Linked DNA regions of Homo sapiens: region 2 is linked to region 1. Evidence: chromatin contacts called from ENCODE Hi-C or POLR2A ChIA-PET data. All regions are on one chromosome and are shown on one strand. The core of a region is the stretch at or near the end of the contact, and the rest is flanking DNA. Distances in the headings are between cores, read along the strand shown. Region 1 holds the start of GPR68 (G protein-coupled receptor 68). Region 2 overlaps CCDC88C (coiled-coil domain containing 88C).

The links. A loop is a pair of places that touch in the nucleus more often than their neighbours do. ChIA-PET counts read pairs that join two places held with the same protein, here RNA polymerase II (POLR2A). Pooled maps may share reads with other maps.
Region 2: a loop to region 1 is called in a map with no recorded cell type, with 5 times the contacts of the local background. The contact joins the enhancer-like site here to the promoter of GPR68 in region 1. A Hi-C loop is called at or near these places in 15 of 37 single-sample maps with no recorded cell type and 12 of 50 pooled maps. POLR2A ChIA-PET finds 5 or more read pairs at or near these places in 10 of 52 experiments (AG04450, CD4-positive, alpha-beta T cell, CD4-positive, alpha-beta memory T cell and 6 more).

Annotation. Positions count from the first base shown.
Region 1 is chr14:91,243,192-91,245,980 of GRCh38, reverse strand. GPR68 (G protein-coupled receptor 68) reads left to right here and starts at 1,277. Exons shown (of 2, transcript NM_001177676.2): 1 at 1,277-1,684. RefSeq lists enhancers at 1,510-1,559, 1,079-1,580, 2,640-2,749.
Region 2 is chr14:91,365,516-91,368,358 of GRCh38, reverse strand. The region is part of intron 3 of CCDC88C (coiled-coil domain containing 88C); the gene reads left to right. Among named protein-coding and RNA genes, the nearest start is that of CCDC88C, 51 kb to the left of the region's middle. RefSeq lists enhancers at 804-883, 2,621-2,710. Within about 2 kb of position 1,423, at least 5 of the 41 ENCODE cell types and tissues checked have a DNase peak (open chromatin) inside an H3K27ac peak, as active enhancers do.

The DNA of each region.
Region 1 (2,789 bases), core at 28-2,527:
CCGAGTAGCTAGGATTACAGGCATGCGCCACCACCCCCAGCAAATTTTTGTATTTTTAATAGAGATGGGGTTTCACCATGTTGACCAGGCCGGTCTCCAACTCCTGACCTCAGGTGATCCACCCGCCTCGGCTTCCCAAAGTGCTAGGATTCCAGGCGTGAGCCACCGCACCTGGCCGGAAATAGTTTTTAAAAGGCCTGCTATGTGGTAGCATTTGCTTGGAGGGCCCAGGCCCCACTGAAGGGGATTTCCTTAGACCCCCTACCAACAGAGTGAGGGCAGTGGAGCCAAGGCTCTTGGCATGAATAAGATGGGCATCAGTGTTTTAAACTGTGTTGGTCCCCAGAGCAGGGACCAAGCACAGGGCTCTGGCCACTTCCAGCAGGAAGGACTCGCACCCCCAGTGGCCCCATGCACCGTATCTGTTGGCTTCCTGGCTCTGGCAACGTAGCTTATAATCAGCTTCCAAGGAGTCTGCCTTGGAGGGAGGTGGTTACGCCAAAATGCTGGGCCTTTCCATCCTCCGTGTTATGTGTGTGAGGGAGGGAGTTTAGTAAGTGCTCCTGAGAGCCAGAAGGGCCCCCGGGGCCAGAGCCCTGGGCTTGATTCCTTCTCTGGGGACCGACACAGTTGAAAACATTGATGCCCGCCCTATCCTTACTGATGCCCAGAGCCTTAGCTCCACTGCCTTCGCTCTGCTGCTCTGCCAAACAGGATCCTACCTGCTTCACCACATCCGTGGCTGCCCACCTTCACTGCACTTTAGAACAGTCCAGGGAGCTTTAGAGCCACTGATGCTGGCACGTCACTTCCAGGAAACATGATTTAACCAGCCCCGGGTGGGGCCCGGGCATTGGTATTTTTTTTGTAGGCTCCCAGGTATGTTCTCATGCACATGGCCAGGGTTGAGCCCCAGTGACCCAGATGTTGGCGGCTTCCCCCACCCTTGCCTGGATCCCGGTATCCTGTAGGTGCTGAAAGGTGGCTAGAATTAGCCCACCCCCTCCTCCTGTATCCCCCCACCACAGTCCTGAGGGCACCTGCCCCTAGCTCAGGCTTTCACATTCCCAGCGAGGCTGCTCACTGACTCTGGGTTGCATGGAGAGCAGAGGAAGATGCGTGGAGAGAGCCATTCCGCCGCCCTCAGCCTCTGGCTGGCGAGTGGTTCCTCGGCAACCGCCCAGCCTGACACCAGATTGGAGTTCACATGATTCTGCCTCAGCTCGGGAATGGGCAGCCTCCAGCTGGGGATTTTCTAGCCGGAGCTGGGAGGTTCAGGCTGCGGGAAGTCGCTGGAGGGAGAGCTGGGATCGTGGCTGCAAGGGTGCCCAGGCTCCTGCAGAGCCTCTGCAGGAAGCCCAGCTGTTTGAGGTTTGAAGGCAGAGCCTAGCTGGGGCAGGCAGAGTCAGAGAGGACTCGTTTCAGAGTCCCCCCTCAGAGGACTCCCTCCATCCTGATTTCAGCAGCTGCCTGCTCCTCACCTGGTTGCAGAGACCACACTGCCTTCCTGGGGCCCTGAGGCTCTAGGAGAAGCTGGAAAGCACAGGTGGGGGTCCATCCAGCTGTTTCCAAACTGCGGGTTGTGACCCATTCATGGGTCAGTAAATCAACTTCATAGCTCATGACCTGCATTTAAAAAATTGAAATAGAATAGAAATGATCAGAGTGCGTGGCAAGAAGTAGGGTAAGTATTGCTTTGGGGAAGTTTGTTGCTTTGTACAGATGTGTGTGTGTGTGTGTGTGTGTGTGTGTGTGTGTGTGTCTGTGTTCTGGGTCGCGATGTCAGGTGTATTTCTTGCTATTGCTTGTGATCCAAAAAGCTCAAAGGCAGCAAGTTGGTGCCTAGACACGTGGGTTCTGGATTCAGATCCACCCCAACTGACTGTGTGAGTTTGAGCCTCCCTGCATTAGCCTCTCTGGGCTTCAGGTTCTGAGAAATGGCTTAGCAATGCCAGCCCACCTGACTCACAGGGACTTCGTGGGCCCAGATGGGACTGACCTTTGAAACAGTGACAAGGGTTCTAGAAGTGAGATGCTATGGTCCACGTTGTTGCTGGAGTGAGGCGATCTGGGGGGAAAATGGGGACTAAGGAAAAATGCATCCTGATGTTTCCCCTCTCCTCAGAGGGAAAAATAAAGCACTTTCAGAAAATGAAACAGCCTTGCTTAAAGCATGCAGAGGTTTGGCCAACTGAAGGAAAAGGAAGCTGGGCCCTGGGGAAACTCCCCAGCTCTTGTGGGTTTGGGGTTCCGTGAGCAGCCCTGGCACCATGAGTAACTGTCTGTGTGCGTGCCGGTGTGTGCTGCACGAAAGGGGGGGCGAGTTAGATCACTATTTATGTGCCAGCTGGAATCCAGCATTTAGGCACCTCCGCCTTCTGACTTGGGACATGCAAGAGACTCCTAGCTTAGTCAGAGAGGCCTTTCCTTCCTGTTGGGAGCTTAATTTCTCTTGGTCATTAAAGTCCTCAGAGACCTCTATGCTGATTTGCATTTGCTAAAGATTTGCTTTCAGGCGTTGAGTCACTCTATAGTTTTTCTCAATTTTTTAGCTGGGTAATAAAGTGTTATTTTGATTCTTTTCTCCAATGCCTTCCCAAACTACGGACTGGCCACGTGGCTGGTTTTCCTCAGTGGGCGTTGAAAACATGGTTGACCTGCTAAAGCATAGTCCAGGTGAAGGGGCCAGGCCAGGACCAAGCCTGGTGGCCATTGCTGCAGCATCTGTGAGGACTGGAGCTTGGCTGAGCTGGGGGCTTGAGGGTGGTGGTTCTGGGATGATCATGATA
Region 2 (2,843 bases), core at 174-2,673, 120 kb before region 1:
AACAAATTCGAAGCTTTTTTTCCCTCTGAAATGTTTTTAACTTTTGTTAACAGCTACAGGCTGTGAATCTTAAGGAATATGGTGTCAGATTTTCCAGGTTTCAAGGCACAGGAATTAGCAGAGAAACCACCCTCATTGCAGTGATAGAGCAGAACAGTAGGTTTTCAGATCTTGGTTCCCTTGTCAACATGGAAGAGACAGAGAAGACACCTCCTCCACAAAAGAGGTTTTTAAAAACTGTGTACTCAATATATATTTTGAGGAATATTTTCTGATTTAATTTTCCCAACTGTCACTATTAGCAGCTTTTTGCCACTTCGGAGTGGGGAGTTGATTGACATGGCACAGTGTAGAAAGTGCCGCAGAAGGGGGCTGAGGAAGCATTAGGAGTTCAGGGGAGAAAAAAATCATCCGGCATCAGGTGGCTGCCTAGAGGAGGGGGCGTTTTAGCTGAGCTTTGGAGGGCGAGTAGGGTCTGGCAGGTGGTAATCTGGTGGTAATGGGGCTGTGGGAGGAAGGGCACCCTCGTGGGAAGCGCAGAGAGTGTTGGTAGTTCAGTTTGATGCTCAGGGTAACCGAAGGGTTGACTTGCTGCCCACACTTAGCAGTTAATACATTTCCTGGCTCTGTCCCTCACGTGTCAGACTCCTAAGCATTCTCTACAGCCCAGCTCAGAAGCTGTCTCCTCTGGGAAGCCTTCCCAGACTTGTCTGGGCAGTTTGGCAGTACTCCCTGTGCTGTGCTGCCACTGTCTACCTCCCTCCCAGACAGGCCGAGAGTTCTCTGCTCGCTGCAAGGTGTACACAGTACGTGTCTTCTGAATATCTGAACCCCAGAGCAGACCTAAAGGTGTAGAAAATGCCCCGGCTTTGGGCACCAGGGAAGACGGTGTCTAGAGGTGTGCTGGGTGCACCTGCGAAGCCGACGTCACTCATGCTTCTGCTATTTCAGTCTTGACTGTTAGCGTGTGTGGGTCAACAGCGGCATTCTTTGTGGTTTTGCTTTGGCTGTGTGGAAGGCTCTCTTTGCTGTTTGGACCATCTTGGTCTCCTTGGCAACCGTGAGCGTCACCTTCATCCTGAATGCCTGTGCTGGGCGTTCATCTTAACTTTTCTGGGATTTCCCTCTCATTTATTCTGCATTAGCAGCTCCCATTCATAGCCACATGAGGGGCATCCTGTGGGCCTAAACGCTTGGCTTTCGGCAGCGTTTATTCTTCCTTCCTGGTAAAATATCAAGCTGCGAGATTCAGTTTCACTTAGAAGGAGAAAAATAATTCTTCCCATTTCTTCGTGAAATCATTGTTCTTGGTCCAACTGTCCTAGTGTTTTCAGTGGATACTGAAGCTAACCTCTGCCACATGCACAGAACGGTGTTTCCACCTGCATCTTTCCCAGGACTGTAATGTTTCTCCCACCTGCGGAGAAAATGACCTTTTTGTTGGAGCAGGCACAGTGGTTGAGATGGCCCTGGCAGGTTGTTAAGTCTTTTCAGGAGGCCCTTACTTTGCCTCAGGTGTTGAGTGGGCCTTTTCTGGGACCTCTGAGGCTCTGTCTTCACAGGGCTTATACCCTGAGAGTCAGCCTTTCGCCCAGGACCCCGTCCCCCTTCACTGGTTACAGACCCCTTGGGTGCTCCTGGCTCCCATCTGTTCTTCCCAATCAAGAGGCTTGGCTTCTCCTGATGAGAAGATGCTTGAAGGTGCAGCTTGCTTTTTGTGGCTATTATTTAAAATGGCAATCTACTTCATTCCTCATCTTGGATAGTTGGTGAATTGTCTCAGAGGAAAGAGTGGCTATAGATATATGGATATAGATACAGATACATGGTTTTTTGTTTGTTTGTTTCTTGTTTTTTTTTATTTTTATATTTTTTTAGACCGTCTTGCTCTGTTGCCGAGGCTGGAGGGCAGTGGCGCAATCTCGGCTCACTGCAATCTCTGCGTCCCGGGTTCAAGCAATTCTCCTGCCTCAGCCTCCCAAGTAGCTGGGATTACAGGCACATGCCACTGTGCCTGGCTAGTTTTTGTATTTTTAGTAGAGATGGGGCTTTGCCATGTTGGCCAGGCTGGTCTTGAACTCCTGACCTCAGGTGACCCGCTCGCCTTGGCCTCCCAAAGTGCTGGGATTACAGGCGTGAACCACCATGCCCAGCCCTGTGTGTGTGTGTGTGTGTGTGTGTGTGTGTGTGTGTGTGTGTGTGTGTATTTTTTAAGTAGGTCTGTCATGTTCACAGCTGAAATACCTAGTTAAATAGATGCCTCTGACTATATGGTCTCTGTGAGAACCTTTACAGAATATTTAGAAAATGCTGGGGAAACTTGCTCTTGCCCTAATCACTCTAATAAAGAAAATTCTGTCATTTTAGTGTAATATATTTCCTTTGAGGTTTTGTTTTCTTTTTTCAACATCCATTTCCTACTGTACATACAATTATGTATCTTTTTACACCTTTGAGCACTCTTTGCTGCCTTCCTAAATGGGATGAGTGGCCATAGCGTCCTGAACCGTTCCCCAGCGTTAATTTGCAGCAAGACTGTTAGAGTGCTGTTCTCTAATCTCACACCTCTTTCATGCTTCCTTTTGTAGTTTTGGGGAGGATTTGGGCCTTTAATAGTCTGTGGTTGACAGATTGCATAGTAGATGGTTGACTCAGAGTTGGGGTCTACATACTTGTTCTCAGAGCGGGGCTAAGGATGTCATTTAAGGTACTTGAGCTGAGTACCTTGTTGCCAAACCAAGGGTGGAGGTCCCAAAAGAAAGCACAGGCTCAGTTCAGGGTCTCCAAGACATTGAGCCCGTGGCGAACGTGGTTGAGTGGATGCACCATTTCTAAGTCCCAGA